3 separate regions of the Mus musculus genome follow, and all the other regions are linked to region 1. The links are chromatin loops, found by intact Hi-C in ENCODE. Cell type or tissue: left cerebral cortex. All regions are shown on one strand.

Region 1 (8,000 bases):
AATAGTATTTGCAAGACTAGTTTTTATCTAATAAAATCTAGATAGCTCGAGACATTGGAGCGGGTTATTTTTGAGTCATATTTAATCTCCCTAAATGACTTACAAGTGTTTATAAGCATCTCTATATCCCCACGATATATTTGGCTCTTCTTTCATCTATATGTATAACAAAACTGTGATTACTATAATCACCATGTTTAAAACTATAGGGTGAGAGGCAAGTCTATCTACCACAACAGCATAACATCTAAAGCAAGCAGTGGCTTATTTTCTACCAGCAAAGGTCTCAAGAAGAGAAGCGGTAATATTTTCTATATATAAATTACAACTGAAGGCTTTTTAAATTTCACTCCCTAATCCAATTTGAAATTAGTTTCATCATTTCTTTAATGTATAACAGTATTTTCCAGATTTGCTTCTAAAAAGGTATAGAAAGTAGCAAAGAGTGGCAATGCAGGGCTGAAAGAAGTCAGCCACAGGGGACTAGGAAGAAATGTAAAAATCATTAAGGCTTTGACAATGGCATTAATTTCTGAGGGAATTGAATTTTTTTTCAGATATGCATCACTTGGATACAAAGTTCCAAACAACTTGAGGATGATTCAGATATGCACAGTTAGCTCTGGGGAAATATGTCTAGTTATTACAAAATACAATGTATGATTTTTTAATATTTTATTGATAATAAAGTGGGGCATGTACATTTAAGTTTTATCCCAAAGGAAAACACAGTGTATCTCTTATGTAACTGTATTTTTTTAATCTTTAAAATGCATTTTGGAAATCTTTTTACATGTATATAGTCGTAAATGCCCCCCCAACCTAAATTCATCTGAGAAGAAGGAACTCAAGTAAGAAAATGGGTCCAGAGAACAGGGTTGTAGGCAGGCCTCTAAGGTACTTGTTTAAATTAGTGATTGATGAGGAAGGACCCAGCCCATTGTGGTGGTCCTGGATTCTATAAGAAAGCAGACTGAGCAAGCCATGGCGAGCAAGCCAGTAAGCAGCATCCCTCCATAACCTCTGCATCGGCTCTTGCCTCTGGGTTTCTGCCTTGTTTCAGTTCCTGTCCTGACTTCCTTCCATGATTAACAGCAATTTGGAAGTGAAACCATTTCCTCCTCTTCTTGCTTTTTGGTCATGGAATTTTGTCACAGCAATGGATACCTTAACTAAGACAGGTGTCCCGTTGTCCTGCTGCTTAAGTCCTCTCAGACAGAATTGTCTACGGACTGTGAAGCTCCACTGGTGGCCAGCAAGTCCCAGTGGTCCTTCTGAATTCACTCTCCTGGACCCCAGAACCCAGAAGGTTACAGGCACACATGCAGCCATGTCTGGATTTTTATTTAGGTTTTCTGCTCCAAGCACATGTTCTTATGCCCAGGATTTTGTTTTTTAAAAAAGAACTAAATCTGCAATGGCTGGAATATATTTCTCGTACATATTCCTTTTCGGAGACAAATTTATTAATAAATCTGTAAAGAAAGAGGAATCTAAATCTTTTGATCAAGTACTATATTGTTTTAAGGAAGTCAAAGGATCCTGCTATTCCTTTGAGGAGCACTCTGATTGTTTTTCCTTTTGACATTAATCTGATAAACATTCCTAAACTTATTTGTTAAATCTGATTCAAGTGTTATGTGTCAGTGAATTTAAGGCAGGTACTAAGCAAAGTTAAACCCTAGTTAACTTTATTTTTAATTTTAATGCATTTTAGCAAACAGTGCTCCTCACAAGTGGTATCAATTTACTCTCTACAACACTGCATTTACTCTGTCTCAGTCTAAATGTTAGCTATAAAACTACAAATTCCTAGAATCATGTACTTCTCAACTGAACAATTTTAACGGACAACATAGCAGATGAGATCTGAAAAAAAACCTACTACTTTTGGCCTTCGGATTGCTGAGAACACCCTCTTTTCCAAAGACAAATACTTGTTCTTACCGGCCAACTTTCTGGAACTCAGCCAACATTCGTGGCTAACTGCTTCTTTTGTATAGTCTAATAATAAAATATACACATAGTGTGCCCTTTTGGTAAACAAATACTCGATTTTAGTTAGATACAAACAATCATTCAAAAGCTTTGCAGATCTCGTGTAGGATGTTTCTTCAAAGCAAACAGGTAGTAGTCCTGAAGAAATGCTTGGAATTCGTTCTCCCTCAGACTCTCCCAAGGATTCCATGGCCTATTGACATTAAAATAAGAAAAGTAACCTACTTGCAAAAAGACGGTTGCATTCCATTAACATTCATGAGGCCTGAACAGCCGAGGCCCTACACATCAAGAACGGAATATATCCTTTGTCTCCTGATGAGAAAATGTCTCCGTGATAAATGGTTACAGACAGCGGTGTCACAGGGGCAAGAGCTCAAAGAATAACTTGGGCAAACTTTTTTTTCCCCGGTTGTCTTTGCCTGGAGTTCTTTGTAGCATTGTTCAGCACAGTGCCTTGTCCTTTCAAGTAAAAGGCGCTTATTGCAATGTAAGTAAAATCCCAGTCCTTGCAGAGGCACTTCTCAGAAAACCAACCGACCAAGGAACCAACAGAACAAACAAACAAACAAACAAACAATCAAACAAAAAACCCTTTGGAAATTGGAACAGCGTTCCAAAGGCTTTATAATTACTAAGTATTCGGACTGTAAAGAAAAGTGTGGTACGTCTTTAGGCAATGTTGACCTAAATGGGTAAGCATTTAGTCAAGTGCATTGTCGGTCGTCAGCACAAAACACCAGGTGCACCTTTAAAATGTCATACATCATTCGCATAAATACAAACACTGTATTTACCACTTCGGCAAATTTCTAAAAAAAAAAAAAAAAAAAAAAAAAAAAGTCAGAAGAGAGGTATTTATTTCACTGCCATAGATAGTGCAACACCAATGGCGTCCTGTTAATTTTCAAATCCAAGTAGGTTAGTTACAAGTTGTTGACAACTTTGTCCCATCAAAGTGCAGCTCCAGGGCACTGTGAGCTTAGCTTGGCTAGGTGGCTCACTCTGCTGACCTACAGACCCAAGGCACTCTGCCTGTCTTGTTTGCTGCTCTAGGGCTCGTTCGATATGGTAAAGCACGGCCCAGTGTTTTTGCTTTCTTCTGCCCCACCGAGAAGAAAGTGCCAGATACAGAGCATTAAGAAATGCACAGCGGCTCTCCATTGGCTCTTCCTCAAGCATGCCCTCCGCTCAGTACGTTTCTTAGCCAGGAGGACCCGTTGGGTTTAGATTCACAGACTGCAGGAGTCCAACACGGCCCGGCGGCCCCCGGACGGGCGGGGCTAGAGGCGGGGCTGAAATCAGGCCCCGCCCCGGCCGCATCGGCGCGCCTGCGTGCTGGCGTGGGCCTGCGGTTGGCCGCGGGGTTCTGGGTTCCCCGCCTCCGCCCGCGCCCTCGCACCTCCGCCTACTCTACGCGATGACGCACCGCAGGTTTGCGGACGTGGCGGCGGCTGTCGGTGCGGAAGGCGGGGACGGCGGCGACGGCGGCGACGGTGGCAGAAGCGGACCCAGACACCGGAGAACCTAGAGTCGGTCATGAACGTCTCCGGGGCCGCGGCTGTGGTGGAGGACATAACCGTGTCGCCGCGCCCCTGCTAGAGGACAGGTGACGGTGGCTGTGGGGCGGGGCGGGGCAGGACGTCGATCGGGGGGTCACCGTGGGGCGCTGTCCCCGGTTCGGGAAGGACTCTTACCTCCCGGTTTTGGGCAGCCCTTTCCGGGCCATTCTGCCTGTCCCCTTAGCATCTGCTCCGAAGCGTCCCAGTCTGACGCGGCGACTTAGAAATCAGAGATGTAATCTTTGCGGGGGACGTCCGGAGGAAAGGGAAAAATAAAAATAAAAGCGAGTGGAATGGAAGAGGGAGGAAGTTTGCAGTTGTTGCTTAGGTTTAAAATTGGCCCTGGAGAATAGGATCGGGGTGATTCTGTCCTAAGTGCTGAACTGGCTTGTGCCCTGTGAGTCTTCTCTTGCTCCCTGCCGAAGGTCAAGACCAAATATTAATATGCAGCAATTAATATGTAGTACCTAGGGATTTGAGAGGTCGCTTTCCGGTCTAGACCGGGTGGATGAAAACATGCTCACGATACCCATTGATGATCACTTTCAGGACGTTTGTCAGCAGTGCAGTATGCAACATGTTCTAGTTTTCTGAAGCCATAGATTCCATAGATAATTCAGAGAGGTAAAGAGAATTGAGGCTGATGGCTTTGATTCCGTGTACTTTCTAATCTTTAGTAGATTGACATGTCATTACCTTACTGGGCCAAAGTGCAGCTTGGCACTTGGATTACAGATGAACAGTCAGACCGTAGTGTCCAGATTGTTTATTTTGCTTTCCTGTCATTTTAGAGGAATAGAGACAGATGCGCGAAGACGGGAGTCTTTTGATTCCTGATTAAGACATGGTGAGGGAAAGACTGATAGAAGAACACATTGTTTCAAATGGCTTCTGGGTATTAGTCAGTAATTTCAGAGAGCTGTACTAAGAATGGGAGGGAGAGCGCTTTAGAGGGATAGCATACCTAAGGCAACGTAACCACCCATATGCATTGCTTTAGATCTAATCTTTTCTGCTTTTGATGGATGCTTTTGAGGATCTGAAACAGATACTTCCTGAGGTAGTACATGTATGTATGTATGCAACTTGCTACTGGTTCCACAAAACTGACAGACATCCTCTACATCTAAGATGTGGGCTTTTTATTTTGTTTTTAGAAAAGACCTAGATAAGGGAGTGCAAGCGTCCTTGTAGAAACAGGTGTGCTCCTTACTTTAAACTGAGATGTGAAACGTGGCTCTCATTTAGCTTGGATCTGTCAAATTTGGAGTGGTTTTTGGCAATAGTTTAGCCCCTGTGGGAGCAGCTGAAGCAAGCTACTAATATAGCTGTTAATAAATTATCTAAATAGAGACTTTTCAACTTTTAAAGATATACAGTGTCCCTGTAAAGCAAGGTCAGAAACTGGATTTTAAGGGCTGGATTTTATGAAATGAAATAGGTATGTTTTTACATAGAGAATATCATCTTTTTGTTGTCTGAGTTTTAGTTGTCTCCTGCCACCCTCCCTTGTCTGTTTGTTTTTTATTTTAGTTTTCGTTTCTTTTCATCCATCCTTCTAAACCCATTTTGCATTCCAGGATCCATGCATAATTTTTTGATGGTTTCTCTCCTCCCCCTCCCCACCCCCCGCACTGCTTTTCCAAGTTTGCTGGAAGATGTTATCTTCACTGAGATAAACACACTTGTGTGTTTAACATTTGTTCTGCTGTCTTTGAGGAATTTATTATGATTGACCTAGTTTGCTTTCTGTTGCTGTGATAAAAACCATAACCAAAAGCAACTCTTATAAGGACATTTAATTGGGCCTGGCTTACAGGTTCAGAGGTTCAGTCCAGTAAGTCAAGGCAGGAAAATGGCAGCATCCAGGCAGGCATGGTGCAGGAGGAGCTGAGAGTTCTACATCTTCATCTGAAGGCTGCTAGCAGAATACTGGCTTCCATGCAGCTAGGATAAGACTCTTAAAGCCCATGCGCACAGTGACACACCTACTCCAACAGGGCCACACATTCTAATAGTGCTACTCCCTGGGCCAAGCATATACAAACTACCACAGTGGGTTTCTTCGGCTTATACATCTCCATCCATCCTTGAGGGAAGCCAAGGCAGGCACTGAGAGACCGTGGTGGAGGATGCTGCTTAGTGGCTTGCTTTCCATAGCTTGCTCAGCCTGCTTTCTTATACAACCCAGGACCATCAGCCCAGAGGTGGCATCACAGAGGGCTCTTCCATATCTGTCATTGATTAAGAAAATGTTATCTCAGTTCCCCCCAACCCCCAACGCCCAGATTTGCCCTCAGGCTCCTCGGATGGAGGCCTTTTCTCAACTGAAGTATCCTTTCCTTTTCTCAGAGGACTCTAGTTTCGGTCAAACCGACAAAGAAAACTACCCGAAAAATAGCCAAAGCCCATCTCTGTGCAGCTCTTCTGTCCTCCAGGTTGTAAGAGAACGGTACTATATTTAGCTGTGGAGACTTTTTAACTTCTTGTTTGATGACTGAGATACATTGGAGTTTGAATTTTGTTTTATCTGCAAAAGCCCCTCTTACTCCATCTTACTCTTACATGGATAATAATGGGGAAGCCAGTACTGAATGAGAAGTCAGTTGTTTTAGGTTCCAGTCTCTTTTTAATGAGAATTGGACCAAATTGATGAAGATGTGCTGATAGTGACTGTATTAGTTAGGGTTTTACTGCTGTGAACAGACACCATGACCATGGCAAGTCTTATAAAAAAAAATTTAATTGGGCTAGCTTACAGGCTCAGAGGTTCAGTCCATTATCATCAAGGTGGGAACATGGCAGCATCCAGGCAGGCATGGTGCAGGAGGAGCTGAGAGTTCTATGTCTTCATCCAAAGGCTGCTAGTGGAAGACTGACTTCCAGGCAACTAGGATGAGGGTCTTAAGCCCACACCCACAGTGACACACCTACTCCAACCAGGCCACACTCCCGGATGGTGCCACTCCTTGGTCCGAGAATATACAAACCATCACATTCCATTCCCTGGCCCTCATAGACTTGTTCAAAAACATGAGTCTATGGGGGCCGTACTTAAACATAGCATAATGCAAAATGCATTTAGTCCAACTTTCAAAGTCCTCATAGCATATAGCAGTCTCAACAATGTTAAAGTCCAAAGTTCAAGGTCTCTTCTGAGATTCATCCAACTAATTAACTGTAATCCCCAAAGCAAGACAGGAAATCAGCTGGGCAAACTCCAAACTCTGCATCTCCATGGATGATGTCAAAGCAGTCTTCAGATCTCCACTCCTTTTTCATATTTGTTGACTGTAACAAACTGCTTTATCCTGGGCTGGTTCAACTCCCTGTTAGCAGCTTTCCTCAGCATGTATCCCATGGCTCTGGCATCTTTAACATCTTTGAGTCTCCAAGGCAATTTCAATGTTACAGCTTCTTGTTTCAGTGACTGGGAGTCCACTTGATCTTTTGGACTCCTCCTAAGGGCTGGCATCACTTCTCCATCTCTGTCCTCTGTAGCACTCTATGCTCAGGTTGATCCACTCCACTACGGCTGCTGTTCTTGGTGATCATCCCATGGTACTGACATCTACAATATAGTGGGGTGTTCCACTCCAACTAGGCTTCACCAATAGCCTCTCATAGGCTCTCTTCAGGGTACCAAGCCTCAAATCCTTTGCATGACCACTTCAGTCCTGGGCCATCAACTACAGCTGAGGCTATACCTTCTCCAGTGGCCTTCCATGACCTCTCACAGTGCCAAGATTCAGCTGTTCTTCATGATCCCTTCATGCCTTCAAAACCAGTACCACCTGGGTGATTCTTACATATTATCAAGTCCAGCTGCAGCGCGAGGTACAACCTTGGCTATCTCTGGAACACAGCTTCTTTGTGCTCCCAGAAAATACTTCCCAGAAGATTTCACATCAGTGATGCTGGTCTCTTCATAATCACTGCTAATTTCTTAGCTCCAGCTAACCAGCATCAATTGTCCCAGCAGTTCCTAGAGCCAGAGCCACATGGCTGAAGCTGCAAGTTCTGCTGCTTGCAGGAATTAGAACATGACCTGCTTGTACTATTACATTGTCACTGGCTTTCTGTTTTCCAAATCCTTCACTGCCTAAGCTTGGATATCCTGGGTCTTGCTCTGTAGATTGGCCTTGAATGCAGATATCAGCATGCCTGTCTCCTGGGATTAAAGGTGTGTACCACCATGCCTGGATCTAAATTTAGCTGGGTAGGATCTTGTCCCAAGGTCCCACTCCCTTAATCTGTTATTTCCTAGAACACAGGATTTTGCACCATTTCACTTCCTGGTACCCCTTTAATACTCAAACCATATATTTTATATTTTTTCCTTTCTAAGCTTGCTATGCTTATTTAAACTTCTCTTCATAAGACTTAACCAGAGAACAAAGTCTCTGCTGAGCTTTTTTGAAACTTCCTTTGTCAATGCAA
Region 2 (8,000 bases), 100 kb after region 1:
TGCCATTCCAGAGTACTATACCCAACAAAACCATCAATCACAACCAACTGCAGAAAGAAAAGCATTCACCATGAAACCGAGTTTAGGAAATTTCTATCTGGTAGTCCAGCTTTCCAGGCAGTACGAGAAGGGAAATTTCAGCCTGAGGAACTTAACCACACCCAAAGGGACAGGAATAAATAATCCAAGAACAATCAATCAAAAGAGGCAGAGAAATAACCACAGCACAATCACAAAATAATAGGAATCTATTTTAAAAACCCTGCTCAAAATCCAACACCCCTTTGTGATGAAAGTCCTGAAGAGACTAGGGATACAAGAGACATACCTAAACACAATGAAGGGATTTACAACAAAATCACACCCAACAGCAACCTAAATAGAAAGAAACTCTAAGCATTTCTACTACACCAGGAACAAGAAAAGAATATTCATTCTCTCCATAGCTATTCAATATAGCACTCGGAGTCTCAGCTAGAGCTAAAAAAAAAAAAAAAAAAAAAACAAAACAAAACAAAAAAAAAAAACAGCTGAAGGCAATCAAGGGACTGTAAATACAGAAAGAACTTTAAATATTTTTGTTGGCAGATTACCTGTTTAGTTCACGTGAGAGGAAGGAACCACAACTGAGAAAATGCTTCCGTGAGAGCGTCTGAAGACAAGCTGGTGGAGGATTTCCTTAACTAGTGATTAATGGGGTGGGCCCAGCTGCTAATTCTGGGTTCTTTATGAAAGCAGAAGCCGGGCAGTGGTGGCTCATGCCTTTAATCCCAGCACTTAGGTGGCAGAGACAGGTGGATTTCTGAGTTCAAGGCCAGCCTGGTCTACAGAGTGAGTTCCAGGACAGCCAGGGCTATACAGAGAAACCCTGTCTCAAACACACACACACACACACACACACACACACACACACACACACACACACACACACACAATTTAAAAAGAAAGGAAGGGAGGGAGGAAGGAAGGAAGGAAGGAAGGAAGGAAGGAAGGAAGGAAGGAAGGAAGGAAGAAAAGAAAGCAGGCTGGGCAAAGCATGGGGAACAAGGCAAACCCCGGGGGAGCAAGCCAGTAAGCAGCATTTCTCCCCGGCCTCTGCATCAGCTCCTGCCGCTTGGTTCCTGACTTGTTTTAATTTCTGTCCCAACTTCCTTCGATGATGGATTGTGATGTGGAAGCAGAAGCCACACAAACGCTTCCCTCCAGAAGCTGCTTTGGTTTCGTTGTTTATCACAGCAGTCGGAAAGTGGTGCCAGGAGACTGGGCTGTTGCTATGATAGACCTGACCCTGTGGTTTTGGAGGATCTTGGAAGGACTTTGGAAGTTGAGGTGAGAAAAGCTACTGCATGCTCCCAGCTTGGTAAGCTGCTCTGTGGGAGCCCGGAGGAAGAGAATGATAGGAGCCATGCAGAGGATTGCGGTCTGGCGTGAGGAGCTCCTGAGTGGCGTTTGAGATTACATTTAGACCATGGGACCACTGAATCTTTGCTGTTTTAAAGAATCTGTGGCTCAGCTCAGCTGGGTCTGAAGAGTCACCTGTGATAAACAAGAGGCCCGGAACACTGAAATGAAACCTTTGCCTTACTGGGACCGTGGACGGTGGTTAGCTAGAGGCCAGAAATCAGCGGTGATTGAGACCAGCATCATTGAAAGAGTGGTTTGTGGAGAGGAAAGAGAAGGGAGGGATGATGTAATATATTATAATCTCCAAAAGTTAAAAAAAAAATTAAAACTCAAGTTACAAAAGAAGGAAGCCAGAGGGACCTGGCTTCCCTGGTCTCCATCTAGAACCCTCCTGAGAAAGCTGCTTCCAGGTCCCTGCCTTAAGCTGCCTGGCAGGCTCTGTCTCCTGACACCATCAGTACTATGGTCTTGAACCTGAGCTGAGCTCAGAGTTTCATGCAGAATGGCTTCCTGGTGTGTTAGCAGGTGCTGTGCTCAGAGCCAAGGCTATGCTGAGGAAAAACATTGACTTTGTTATGCATTCGATTTTGAATTACTTTTTGGAAGTTGTGTGTTCAGAAATCTTCTGTTACTCCCGGGTATCTTCATGTCCACTGCATTCGATTATGTGACCTCAAAATGGGGATAAAATACAGGGTCTTAATATATGGCAGGAAAACATTGCAAGATTGAGTTGCTCCTAGTTTGAGACTGTTGAATGAAGCCACATCGCACTTAAATTGCAAACCAAGTCAGAGATGAGCTATTTCTTATTTTCTTTGAATTTTTTTGTGTATCTTGTACATCAGCTACTGCCAGTTAAGGAAATCTACTGTCTGCATGGTTACTGAACTTTGCACTCTTCATTATGTAGAGAATCTAGTGCAAACAGTGCCTCCCTGTGGTTTGTCCTAGTATGGCTGGAAGTGGAATGAGACTCTCCAAAGAGGCTGTTCTTCCCAGCGGAGTGCTGGTTATTTGTAAACAACAGTGTTAAGAACCCTGTCTTCCACTTGGAGGTTGTGAAGAGAGGCTCTTGAGTTTAGCAGGCCCTCTGGGGATTTTCTGCTTTGACAAGACTGTTGCTTAGTCCTGGTCTGATCGACTGGAAGGAATGGACAGCTCTTTTGCATTTCAGGAGAAATGGGTAGAAGTTTTACATGAGTTACAAATTAGTTAAATTTATCTGTTAGAGATACACTTTCAGAAATAGAAAAAAAATCACATTTACACTGCTTTGTAGGATATTAAACAGTTGGGCATCTGTCAGCAAAGTTTTTGGGCATCCTTGGTTGTATTTATATGTATACATGTTTTTCAAAGTTTCCTTTAAGCCACTTCTTAATGAATGAGGTGAATAAAGTCTTCCATTTGTGTTCACTTCATATTTGCATGAAAATAAAGATTATTATTGTTTTCACTTTTAAAAGTATTATAATTTAGGGCTGATGAGTCCAGCTACTTTCCCAGAGGTCATGGGTTCGATTCACAGTGCACATATGATAGCTTACAACTCTCTGTAACTCTAGTCCAAAGGTATTTGAGTCCTTTTTCTGGCCTCTCAGGGCAACAGGTATGAACACAGTACATAGTTATGCATCCAGGTAAAACTTCATACACATTAAAAAAGTAGTATAACAATAACATGTTTGATACTTTTATTTTCACATTGAAATACTTTTCATTTAAAAGGCAAGCCAGAAGGCTATCAAATGTATAAGTTTAAATTAGAGAAAATGAATACTATGGTCTGGGCTAGAAGAAGTGAGCATTCCTGCCTTCAACTTTTTGTGTAAAGTAGAAAAGGTGTAATGTGTAAAATCCTCTATGGTAAGAGACCCAACACAGCTGCCATCTGTCTTGATTCCTACGTAGCCTAGTCTGGCTTTGAACTCGGGATCCTACTACCTCGTGCCGAGCGCTGAAATTACAGGTGTGTATCACCACGCCAGGGCCTGATGAAGCTTTTTAATCCAAAAAGTGGAAAAAGATGATGACATTAGGCAGTAAAGAAGTGAAGACAGATTTGAGAGCACTGGTCATCTGTGTTTTTGTGGGAGAGGTCTCCTTTCAGACCTTGTAGAGTAGCTGAAGAGAAGGCATGCTTCTCACCAGTGACTCGGGTGGCTTCTCTGTCTCTGTCGATCAGAAAGGATGTAAACGTGCCATAACCTTGAAACCCCTCTACTTGTAGTTTTCTTTTTTTAGATAGAATCAAAGAATAGTCCTTTGGCAGCATTTAAAATATAATCATTTCCTAAGGAGCGAATTCGCTAGTGGTTTTACAAAAGAAACGAGGATAGTGCCATCTAGTGGTTTAATTGAAGAAATCCAGTTACGCAGCCCGCTTCCCTTCCTAGTAAGTTTGGCTTAGTTTCCTCCATGAGGATAGATCTGACATGAAAGCATCTGCAGAAGTATCACAGCACCTCTCGAATCAGTACTGCAGACCCGGCCATTCATCAATCTTTTTTCAGGCCATATTCCCTATTAAACTCAGAGGAATATGACTCAGAACACACAAGATCTTTCCACAATTGAAAATACTTACAAAGTACCATGATTAATTGAAGAGATTTTTTTAAGACGCTAAAAGATTAAACAAAAACTAAATTGGCTAAATTAATATTTACAAAAATTAAAATAATTAAAATAAAACCTATGTATGTAATATGCAAACAATTATTTATACTTATGGCTGTACAGTAATGTTTCCTGAAGACTGTCAAAGCTAAGTTCTTTTGATTGAATTGAATACATTCATTAGGGCTGGAGAGATAGCTCTGGAAAGGCACCCATGCCGCAGAGCTTGATAATTGAGTCCAATCTCCAGGACATACATAGTGGGAGAAGAAGAAAGACTCTCACAAACTGTCCTCCCTGCAAGTGCCGTGGCCATGACATTTGCATGCACATGCACAGAGTCCAAAATAGATAGTTTAAAAAATTCTTCATTACAGCAAGAGTGCATTAAAATAATATTCCACTAAATATTATCCATAATTGAATTGTATTATAAAATACTTCTGTAGTACTGTCTAATAAGCTTGACATACCTAAGCATTTAAATATCTATCATTCTAGCAAAATAGTAATATATAAATCCAGATAAGTCACTAGTAATAATATTTACTTTCCTTATTAATATAAGCTTTTTTTCCTCTGTAAAAGAGAGTCACTCCATTCTATTGGAGGTCTATTTAATTTTTTTTTCTTTTTTCGAGACAGGGTTTCCTCTGTGTAGCCCTGGCTGTCCTGGAACTCACTCTGTAGATCAGGCTGGCCTCGAACTCAGAAATCGGCCTGCCTCTGCCTCCAGAATGCTGGGATTAAAGGCGTGCGCCACCACCGCCCGGCTCTATTTAATTTCTGATGAAGTGCCTTGACTCTACTTTTCAAGCAAAATTTAGACTTTTGGAAGCAAAGAGCTTAGCCAGGATTAATCAGGAAAGAACTTCTTTCTCAGTCATACGCTGGAGAGTTCTGTCATGCTGTCTGTCCATCCAGCCTGGGACAGAGCAGACTCTGGCTCTTTAGTGGCATTTTCTAGGACAGATTTAAGAGTCGAGGAGAGGTAAAGAACTAAACAAGAAGAGAGGCGCTCGGCTTATGGACCACAATGCTTCTTATACTTTCTACTCTGAAGATGGATCAGAGGCAGAGGCCCTGATACTTTACTCCTGGACAGCTCCTATAGGAGTGGGAAGGTGTATGCTAGTCTTCATCCTGCAGGCCTCTCGACGGTGCTCACGGAGTCTTCTAAGATGCAGAGGATAAGAGTGGAACCCTAGGACATGCATACATGGTGGTGGCTGACAGCCCATCAGTGTCATCTAGGTTTCTACTGTAGTAGTAGTAGAAGAAGATGGTGGTTAGACAACGGACTTTATTTAGATGTACTAAATAATATACATTTATTTATTTATACAAAATGAAAACTGATGAAACTAAATCATGAAAATATAGCTAATTTCAAGGGCTGTTTGTGGAGAGTTCTGATAACTGTCTTGTCACGGTGTAAATAAACATAAGGGGAGGTATCCGTTTGTAGAATGCTTTTCTTCAGGTCAATTGTATGATATGTAGATACTTTTGTTAGGAGGCATAATGTTAAAAGTACTGAACTTTTGTCTAAGGATAAGGCTCAGTGTTGAGTACTTCCAGAGTGTGTGCGAGGAGCCCGATCTAGTCCATGGTGCCACAAAAACACACAAGCAAAAGAAAACAAAACAGCTTTCAGCCTTGACCTTCCTCAAACAATGAGGACAATTGCTCTGCCATCTTTGTTTTCTTAGAACACTCTCCCTGGCCCTCTGATACCTGATTTTGTGAATTAGCCTCCCAGGCTCCAATGACCAAACTAATAAGACTAAAGACCATTTTGGAAGAGATTGTGAGGCAACCAAGGGTGAAAATGTTGAACAACTGGCCAGATTTAATAGCCACTTAGCTACAGAACTGGCAGATGGCCAATGAGATTTAACACTTACACTCCCAAGGGATGCAGAGTGCACCTTTAATATACTTTATCGCCACAGGTATCAACTTGGTGAAAAGCAGTGTGAAATGGTGGAAATATTCAAAGCACATTTTTTTTTTTATTGATTAAAACATTACTTGCAGAGCACCAAATGCATGTTAGGACTGATGACAGGCACCAGAACTCCAAAAATCGGTGCCCTCTGCTTTAGGAAATCTGTTGCGCAATCAGACGACTGGTAGACACTGGTGTAGCTACAAATCATCTATGAACTTCTCAACAATGCAAATGTTCCACATCTGCTTATAAAGAATAATGATGCAATTAGCATGATGGATTATAAATGCATATTTATAATGCTGTAACTGCATATTTATAATGCAAGCTGTAAGATTTATGTCGTTGTTGCTGTTGTTTTGAGACAGTGTCTCACAATGTAGCCCAAGCTGGCCTGGAACTTGCAGTATTTTGCTTCCAAGTGCTAGGATTACAGACAGGTGCCACCATGCTTGATGTAAGTGGTGCATTTTAAGACATTCACAGAGACACTACCTGATAGGCGGTTCAGACCACAAGAGAAAGGTGACGGTAGGGACCTCTTTTCAAAGAAACTGACAGTACCTTGAATTTCTGAATAAGAACTAGGCTTATTGAGGAAAGAGAGGGAAGTTGGACAGTGGCTTCAGAGGATGAGAAAGTGTGGAACGTAATAAGCACTGTGCTAGGTCTGGGATTTAGGAGTTGAGAGAAAGATAGGAGGAAGATGAGATTGAAGAAGAGAAAGGGGAGAGGTGTGGAGGTGGAGAAGGCTGCAGGGGGAACTGAGTTAGGGAGGGACGGAACCATGGTAGAGGAGAGTGTGGGTGGGGGAGAGGTGTGGAGGTGGAGAAGGCTACAGGGGGAAACTGAGTTAGGGAGGGACGGAACCATGGTAGAGGAGAGTGTGGGTGGGGTTTTGGTTCCACAGCTCAGGAGCAGTGTGTCGTCCTCTACTTTCCTCTCCTTGTACAGACTCTGCTTTGGCCTTCTTCAAGCTCATTGCTTTGTGTTTAAACAGCTGTGCCTTAGATCGGCAGTCACACTGTTCTAGGGACATACATCATCTCACTAGGACAAATGTCATCACCAGCCCATGCTTAGTCCTTATCTTCCTTTCAGGAGCTGATGGTAGCCTTAAAAGGCACTTCTTCTGGTCACTCAGCTTTCTACCTTAAGCCCCGGGGCTTTACATAGAAATTATTTCTCTGAACTCTAACCTGTGCAAAACCTGTGGTCAGGTCCTGGCAGAAGTATTATGGTGTTGATATTCCCAGAACAAAGTCAGCCAGCGAGTTTGAAGTTCCCAACTGTTCAGTGAGAAAAGCAATGGTGGCCACTAAATAGCCATTGTTGTTAGTGGTTTCTCCCTTCCCTGCCTCACTGTTTCCTGGGATCAAGTAACCAATTTGTACTCAAATCTTGCCTTGGAATTTGCTCTGGGGCACACCCAAAGAAAGGTAGTAAATCTCCTAAAAACCCAGAGAAAACAGGAAAAAGCAGCTTTTTGCCATTTATACATGTGCAGGTGAATACTTGGAAAGATTAATTCAGTTGTCTGGATCACTTAGCTGGTAAATACTAAAAACGCAGATTTGAATCTAAATCAAGTGTTCTTAACACTAAACTTCTCTGCCAATTCCAAGTACCAAGATGCAAAGTTAGCCTCATTGTTGTGCTATGAAAGCCAGGGGCAGTCTGTCTGTCAGTTTGTTCTAAGGTACCAGGAAACTGACTAGTATTTTCATATTCTGATTGTGATTATCATAACTGTTGAACTTGAGACATATCTGCTAGCTCCTTATGCCTTTTGTTGCTCACTTTAGTAGGCTGAAAATTCATCTTGTAGTTTCTTCCCCTTGCAGAGAATGGCAGTCACAGAGAATTTAAAAGCTGAAGGGATCACTTATTTGCAGTCAACCACAATTGAATACTAGAAAGTAGTTCAGCTCATTATGTATTCTTAATCTGTTCCTATACTGGTCAGACACACACACACACACACACACACACACACACACACTCACACGCACCCCTTTCC
Region 3 (8,000 bases), 50 kb after region 1:
GAAGTTACCTGCACATCCACGCTTATTCCCTATTTATACAGTAGCAAAAACACAATACTAGCCCAGGTGCCCATCAGTAGCCTAGCTTTCCATCCACACAAGATGGACAATAAAAATACAATACATATACACAATGGAAATAAATTCATTCATAATTATCTTAGTCAGGGTTTTTATTCCTGCAGGAAACATTTTGATCCAGCAAGTTGGGGAGGAAAGGGTTTATTCAGTTTACACTTCCATTTTGCTGTTCATCACCAAAGGAAGTCAGGACTGCAACTCAAGCAGTTCAGGAAGCAGGAGCTGATGCAGAGGCCATGGAGGGGTGTTACTTATGGGCTTGCTTCCCCTGCCTTGCTCAGCTTGCTCTCTTATAGAACCCAAGACCACCAGCCCAGAGATGGCACCACCCACAAGGGGCCCTCCCCCCTTGATCACTAATTGAGAAAATGCCTTACAGGTAGATGTCATGGAGGCATTTCCTCACCTGAAGCTCCTTTCTCTATGGTAACTCCAGCTTGTGTCAAGTTGGCACAAAACCAGTCAGTACAATAATAAAAAATAAAATTATAAAATTTGAGGGAAATTTATAGGGCTAGAAAATACTTCTATTAATTGAGGTAGTCCAGGATGGAAATGATCAATACTATCCCATGTGCTCTCATGTGCAGATGATTTTCTGCATGATTTTCACGTATGTGTATTTCTGTAGCAGTGAGTATAGTTAGTGGTCAGGAAACTAGAATGGGGCCCAAGATGGGAGAAGAAAGAGAGCCTTAAAGGAGAGGAGAGGAATAAAGATAGAACCCACATGGAACAAAAGTGGAAGGGGAAGAGGGAGGGCTGAAGAGTCTGAAGTTGGGGAGCAGGAGAAGGGTGTGAAGATCAACCACAACTAAGTACGGATGAAAAGGCCACAGGAAAGCCTGCTAATCCGAGAGCTCATTAAACAATGTAAACCACAGATATAATCGCTATAGCTCCTTACTATCATCTCTTATGTAATCAGCACCCAAACTTTCTCCCTTAGCACATTAGTAAATTTATAGTTTTTTAAAATTATTATTCAAGACAAAAAAATTCACATGGCAGTTGGAATGATGTCTTTGACATTTCCTTCCTTCTAATTCTAGAACGTCTCCCGTTCTGTTATTCTTACTATTTACTTATGGAAAAGACTAGATGGCTGTCCTGTAATACACACATCATCAGAGCACAAAGGCGCATGCAAATGCTTATGTTCGGATGGTCCTGAACAAGGCCCAAGGACTTTCTAACATACTTCCCCAGGGACAGCAATGTATCTGAGCACAGCTCAGAATCAGTAACAACCTCCCAGATTCTGGGTTGGAAAAATCACACACCTAGGTAGTTTAATGCATTCCTTTGACTATGATTTCCAATGAACAGGTACACTAGCCGCTAATTCAGAGTTTGGATTGACTTCTGCTACTAGGATAGTTAATACTGTCTTCAGCCTTGCAGTGGTGACGCACGCCTTTAATCCCCGCACTGGGGAGGCAGAGGCAGGCGGATTTCTGAGTTCGAGGCCAGCCTGGTCTACAGAGTGAGTTCCAAGATAGCCAGGGCTATATATACAGAGAAACCCTGTCTTGAAAAAAAAAATAGAAATACTGTCTTCCCACTGCATCACTCAGGATGGTCTGTGGGTGAATTACTACCAGTCTGTCTTGTTTAGTGTAGGATCTGCTTGCTCATCAGCACCACCTACGTGTGTCTACATCTGCTATTCCACCGTAGATTGCAAAATGTCGATATACATTTTTTTAAAAGCCTGCAGACTTGAGTGATGCATATATTTTTATAATTTTTCCATTTTGCTGATTGGAACTCTACTAGGGGTTGACTGTGCTCATACACGAGTTACCTTAAAAACAAAATCCATTAGGAAATTCATTTTCATTTCAAAGCTCATTCCATCTGTCTACTCTAAAAGACGTAAAATATCACAATGGCTTCATTCCCATTGCTGAGTCACTCTACCATGCTGATTCTACAGAAAGCTGGTCTTTCAAGTAGGACCTCTGCTGAGTAAAGGGGCTGACACCTTTGCTCAGCACCTGTAGGAGCCCAACAGGCAGGGACAAGACCACTGTGCTACCTGCCAGTCTAGAATATGTCACTAACTAGAGATTAGAAATAAATCTAGGAAAAGTTTACCAAACTTGCTTGATCAGAGGAATTAACTGGGAGATAAAAAATATAAATATAAAACATATTGAGTCCTGGGGAACACTTAGTTCTCAAACCTAATAAGCCAACATCTTTGAAGTTGGGCCCTGGAAATGGTTTGGGAAATTCACTCTAAGAGTATCTGACTTAACACTGTTTAATGGAATATTGTCCCAGAAATAAGCTCTGCAGACTCCAACTTCCTATTTTTATCTTGCAGTCATTGGGCATAAACTGATAACAACAGTAAATGTATCCGGCAGAGAATCCAATGCTAGCTTTTGAGACACATTGGTTACAAGGCGCACTGCCTACAAGCCATCCTACAGTTTGATGTCGCAGACAGGGTGCTCCCGTATATACAACACTTGGTTTCTTTTCTTTTTCTTTTTTTTTTTTTAATTTGGATATTTTCTTTATTTACATTTCAAATGTTATCCCCTTTCCAGGTTTCCCTCCCTCCCGGAAACACCCAATCACATCAACAGTGGGGAGGTGGGAGTGGGTGGAGGAACACTTGGTTTCTAAATTCATTTTCTTCCCCTGTAGCCAGAGACTGAATGGTGAAAGGAAAGGTTCACAAGTGAGGCCTAGGCGCCAATCACTTAAATCCTTATTTGATGTATTTATCTAATACATTGATTTTTTTTTTTTCTCAACCTGTCAGACTTTTTCAAGGGAAGGTGTGTGGCTGGGAGAAGAGGGGTTGAACCCAGAGCTTCACACACACACTGGTAAACGTCCACTACTAAACTTTAGTCTCAGTCTTCTAATTTCTATTTATTTACATATTTACTTCTTGAGGACAGACTTGATAGTTTCCCAGTGTGGACTTGAGCCCTTTCTACAGCCTAGGCAGGCCTTGAATTTATATCCTTCTGCTTCAATGTCCTTAATAGATGGGACATGGCCCCAGCTCCCAAACTTTGTGAATGAAGAGTTTTTTATTTCTCGATTTCCTCATTACCCAAATTTGTTTAGAACGGCCTAATCCAACTCAGTCATTTACTCAACTAGCTTTGATCCTTTTGGTCAGGCACCGAGCAACTCTTAATTCTTCCTTCAAAGCATCCGCTCCTTTGAGATATGTTGGCATCTCTATATACAATAAGTGACCCATTCCAAGGCTTCATTATTTGGTCCTGGCTAAACGAAGAATCACAGTAGATTCAACCTCCTTGCTTTGTAGAAGAGGAAATGGTTATAAAGGTCATCTGATCTCATCTCAAACAATTCCTACCAAAGGTGAGCGTACACAGGCGGAGGAAGGCCTTTCAATGCCCTACCTATATTTTACTTCTGGGAACACATGTCTAAAGTCATTGACAACCTATTTTTTTGTTTGTTTGTTTTTCCGAGACAGGGTTTCTCTGTAGAGCTCTGGCTATCCTGGAACTCACTTTGTAGTCCAGGTTGGCCTTGAACTCAGAAATCCGCCTGCCTCTGCCTCCCACGTGCTGAGATTAAAGGCGTGCACCACTACTGCCCGGCAACAACCTATTTTTTTAATCCCAGATCAATGAGGGAAATTGGCAACTGCAAAAAGTTCTGAATTTCAAAATCTTAAAATGTGTGTGGGTATGTGCGGAGAAATGCAGGTGCCCAGGCAGGTCAGAAGAGGATGCCAGGCCATCAGGGCTTGTGAGCCACTCGCTGTGGTCGCTAGGAACTGAACTCGGGTCGTCTTTCCAGCCCCAAATCTGAAATCGAAAACACTAGATCGACAAAGCAGCACTGCCACCATCACCTCAGGATGCTGCCTGACTGCCAGCTCAGAGTCCTGCCTCAAAACTTCCGTTCAGAATCTGTTCCAAGAGATCTGAAAATGGGCGTTGTTCAAGTCTCTCCAAACCAACTGTACACATAATCTCCTGGAAGATGGTGCGCTCACCTCTGCAATTCTTCCTAGATCTAAAATGTTGTGAGTTATAATTGTGACTGAAATGTAACATCCTCTTGTACACACAACCTTGCTCATTTAAATGTTCAAGTAGCTGGAGGCCAGGGGAGACAGCGAAAGCCAAGTCACAGTATCTTTCTGAAGAATGACCTAAACTTGCTCTAATCACGAGCCTGACTCATTCCACTCTGGCTGTCTCCTTTGATCACCTAACAGAAGACTATTAGCAGTGTGTTCTCTATTATTCCCCTTTTTTCTGCGTTAGCTCAGGCCTTTAACATCGACCCTCTGAAACATCGTAGGCATTTTATGTCCAGATAATTGTTATGTCCCTAACAATTCATCTCATCAATTTAACAGAAGGCTAATCGTCTGATATGTCATTCTCTTCAATTAACAGAGCTTAGGACATTTAACTTCTGCTTCTCACCAAGTAACTATCCACTGAGGTCTTGATAAAGACCCAACTCTAAGCCTAACCTCTGGGCCAAACCATCCTCTCACTGTTGGAAATACAGAGGCAAACAAAATAACATCTCTGCTTTTAATGGAGTTTACGATCGAGTATGGGAAGTGGGCAAAATATACTTTAGAGAACCTGTCAGAACCTGATAGGTGGTGTGAAAATGAAGCAGGAACCAGGCCAGAAAAACTAGTTGAAGAAGTTCTGCCTCTCTCAGGACTGTCTGAGCTTAAATGTAATTACGATGAGAAGCAGAGTCATACTGAAAAGTAGAAAACAAAGTGTCATTGGGAACTGTAGGTCCAAAGGACTCTAGAGCCTGCCACAAGCCAGATAGTCATCTCTGAATTCTTTCTGAGCTTATGGCCAAGAAACAACACTGTGCCATCTTACCGAGTGGCCCCCTTCTGCAGCAAAAACAAAGTACAGAGGGCACTGTGTTTCTCTGCAGAAAATGCATTCGATAAGGCCAGTGCAATCATTCACTAGTCCATCTATAAGTAGAATCCAATTTTTGCATTTTTTTTGCATTATATAACAAGTATTTGTGTACAGGTGTTAGCTTCCTCAGATTCTCGAGAACTCACATCAGACTTTTTTTTGTTTTTAAACAGTTTTCTGCTTGTCACACACCATTTAGCTGAGGCACTCGTGCTAAGAATGGTCCCAACTGCATAACCGATGAGATTAGCAAAATACTCAAAAGGGCAGTGACCTGCTCCTACACCCACCAGAGAGTTTTGGAGTGTTGGAAGTACAGTTCTCCCTCTAGGAAACTTATTAGGAGATACCACAGTAAGAATCTTCCTAATTATCCTTTATAATGCTCTCCCGTGGGTCTCTTTATAATTTCTGAAGGTTAGTCAAATTCTCAAAGGGATTTCTTAATCCGAAATAGATGTATCAATAGCTAGTGGTTGGGTGCAAGCGCAGGGACTTGATACTGACAGTGGGGGTGATTTCTGGTGGCTTGCAAGGCCACACCCAGTCCCTATCCACTTTTCATGTCCCCTCAAAGTGCTCCGCCTTTCCTTAAGCTCTAACTTTCTCTGCTCTCTTCAAAGAGCAAAGAACCACCCAGAACTATGACGGCCATTTAGGTTTTTCTTTTTAAAGAAAAATTTTATCACCAACCCCTCTCCTCACTATCAAGGGTGCCAACAATTAAGAAAACAGAAGCGACGGTAAGTATGCCCTTATCAGCAAACTGCCGCCAAACTTTGAATGAAGAAAAAACACAGTCGTCAGATTTGCATAGTCTTCTCTTGTAAGAGGATAAACTCCCTTCTTTCTCACTGAGAACAAACCCACCGGAAAGCTGGGAGATCTGGCTACGAAAACTTTAAACGGTTTGGAAGACCGCAGCAGCAGCTTTGGGGAGGTAGGGATACTTCCCAAAGTCACTCCAGAGGGGCTTTCATGAATGTTGGCTCCGGATACCCGGCCACCACGTTCTCCACGTGCCCCATCAACTCCCTTCTACCCTCTTCACCTCCTGCCCAGAACGGGATAGCTTCCAGTTACCTGCTAGCCAAGTCTCGAGGCTTGAGCACACGGTGCAGCAGAGGAAGCAAGAAAGCCGGCAGCCCCTCCAGCAAGGAGCCGCAGATTCTACCTCCGGAGTAGCGCGCCCCACACCGCACGCGGCTACGGCGCAGCAGAGCGCACTGGAAGCCCCGCCCACTCCCGCGAGGCCACACCCCCGGAAGAGAGCTTTTTAGCCCTTGGCAGGCGCCGTAGTCAGCCTCCAACAGGCTCGGCCTCACTCTGGGCTCCGGCGGCGAGTGCACAGCCCCCCGCTGCCCGTGTGGGGGCGGTCCTGTGTGTCGCTTCCCACGCATCTCTCCCGGCCCCTGCAGTAGAACCCCGAGCAGGGCAGCATTGCCCGGTGTCTCCTCCCCGCTTCAGCAGCCTGCGTTACTGCCTTGGTGCTGCGGCTGCAGAAGCTGCGGCAACTGGGGTGCAGCCTGCGCTCTGCGGCTCGGACGGGAGGGCGCGGAACAGGTGATCTGGGCAGTGTCGCAGCGTCCTATCCACGCTCCCTTCCGCATCCCCGCCCCTCGATCGCACCTCCTCCGGAGCTGAGAGTAGCTCCTCCGGCTCTGCAGCAACAGCAGCAGCAGCAGCAGCAGCGAGTCCTGGACTGCCTGTGGGAGGCACACCCACCTAGCCCGGCCGCACCCCTGCGCAGCAGCATGTCGGCGCTCGAGTGGTATGCCCACAAGTCTCTGGGCGATGGCATCTTCTGGATTCAAGAACGGTTCTACGAGTCAGGCAACCGGGCCAACATTTGGCTGGTGCGCGGCTCGGAGCAGGACGTGGTGATAGACACTGGCCTGGGGCTGCGCAGCCTTCCGGAGTACCTCTACTCCTCTGGCCTCTTGCAGGATTGCGGGTCTAAAGAGGATGCAGGACGCCGGCCACTGCTGGCCGTGGCCACCCACGTGCACTTCGATCACTCCGGCGGTCTCTATCAGTTCGACCAGGTGGCTGTGCACCGCGCCGAGGCCGAGGCCCTGGCTCGCGGGGACAACTTTGAGACCGTGACCTGGCTTTCTGACAGCGAGGTGGTGCGGGCGCCCAGCCCTGGCTGGAGGGCCAGGCAGTTCCGAGTGCAGGCAGTGCAACCCACCCTCATTCTGCAGGATGGTAATGGGCCCCGCGGGCGTGCGCTGTCACTGAGGGAGGGGCTTGGAGAGCGTGTACAGCATGTTACAGACCTCCTTGGCACTGTTGGGGTACAGTGCGGGAATACTCTGTTTCACCCTTTGCTGCGTGGAAGTCAGCTTAAGCAGAGACTAGGCCCTGGCAGGCTTCTCTGTCCGGAGATGCGCGCTGCTGCTGTGTGGCTGTCTCTTTGAAAGCTCACACCATCCCCAGTCAGTCAGCTACAGTAGTAACACTGCAGAGACTTGTGACTGGAGATTTTCCATTCTTTTCCCAAGTACCGGTTGAACATTTTCAGCTTTTGTAACGAGTAGGCTTTTAAGCAATGGCACCTTGGGAAGAGTGTTAGGCTCTGTGCTTTGAAAACTGCTGACTTCATCTGCCTCCTCACTTCACTGCATAGTGCCTATCCGGTCCACCTGTAGGCTTGGAAAGCTTTGGTTCCGTTTCATCCATCCTGACCTTTCGGATGGATTTGTTTGCTTATTGCCTCACAAGAAAAAAAAAAAAAAAGGCTTGACAGTGAACATAAAATATAGAAATATGACAAATATCTGGTCTGGATGAGAGCAAGGCCTAGGAAAGATCAATAAGGGAGTTGTTTCCGGTGGAGAAAGTGTGTGTGTTAATGAGGACTTCATTCTCTTGGTCCTAAGCAATTGATAGATTGGAGCAAAATAGACAGGGTCCCAGTCCCTTTCCCCTCATGCTGGAACTGCACTAACTGAACTGATTAGCAACAGCAGCAATATTTGATTTATCAATTTTATATTTTTG

What was found. A loop is a pair of places that touch in the nucleus more often than their neighbours do. Peaks named below come from ENCODE experiments on the same cell type or tissue, not always from the same donor. Only the 100,000 strongest peaks of a DNase experiment are listed, where the experiment ranks them.
Region 2: a loop joins it to region 1, with 4 times the contacts of the local background. A loop is called at or near these places in 17 of 42 quality-filtered maps.
Region 3: a loop joins it to region 1, with 3 times the contacts of the local background. A loop is called at or near these places in 15 of 42 quality-filtered maps.

Annotation. Positions count from the first base shown.
Region 1 is chr13:81,654,330-81,662,329 of GRCm38, forward strand. Lysmd3 (LysM, putative peptidoglycan-binding, domain containing 3) reads left to right here and starts at 3,477. Exons shown (of 3, transcript NM_030257.1): 1 at 3,477-3,607. In left cerebral cortex, a CTCF peak has its summit at 3,612; DNase peaks (open chromatin) are centred at 2,378, 3,378 and 4,475; H3K4me3 peaks cover 2,077 bases; H3K27ac peaks cover 1,390 bases.
Region 2 is chr13:81,758,223-81,766,222 of GRCm38, forward strand. No RefSeq gene overlaps it. Among named protein-coding and RNA genes, the nearest start is that of Cetn3, 21 kb to the right of the region's middle. In left cerebral cortex, CTCF peaks have their summits at 2,349 and 3,757 (motif pointing left); DNase peaks (open chromatin) are centred at 2,363, 3,770 and 7,206; H3K4me3 peaks cover 220 bases.
Region 3 is chr13:81,704,778-81,712,777 of GRCm38, forward strand. It overlaps Polr3g (polymerase (RNA) III (DNA directed) polypeptide G), which reads right to left and starts at 6,236. Exons shown (of 8, transcript NM_001081176.1): 1 at 6,081-6,236. Mblac2 (metallo-beta-lactamase domain containing 2) reads left to right here and starts at 6,640. Exons shown (of 2, transcript NM_028372.1): 1 at 6,640-7,205. The coding sequence starts at 6,752. In left cerebral cortex, a CTCF peak has its summit at 6,364; DNase peaks (open chromatin) are centred at 1,734, 1,967, 6,318, 6,587 and 1 more place; H3K4me3 peaks cover 2,748 bases; H3K27ac peaks cover 1,479 bases.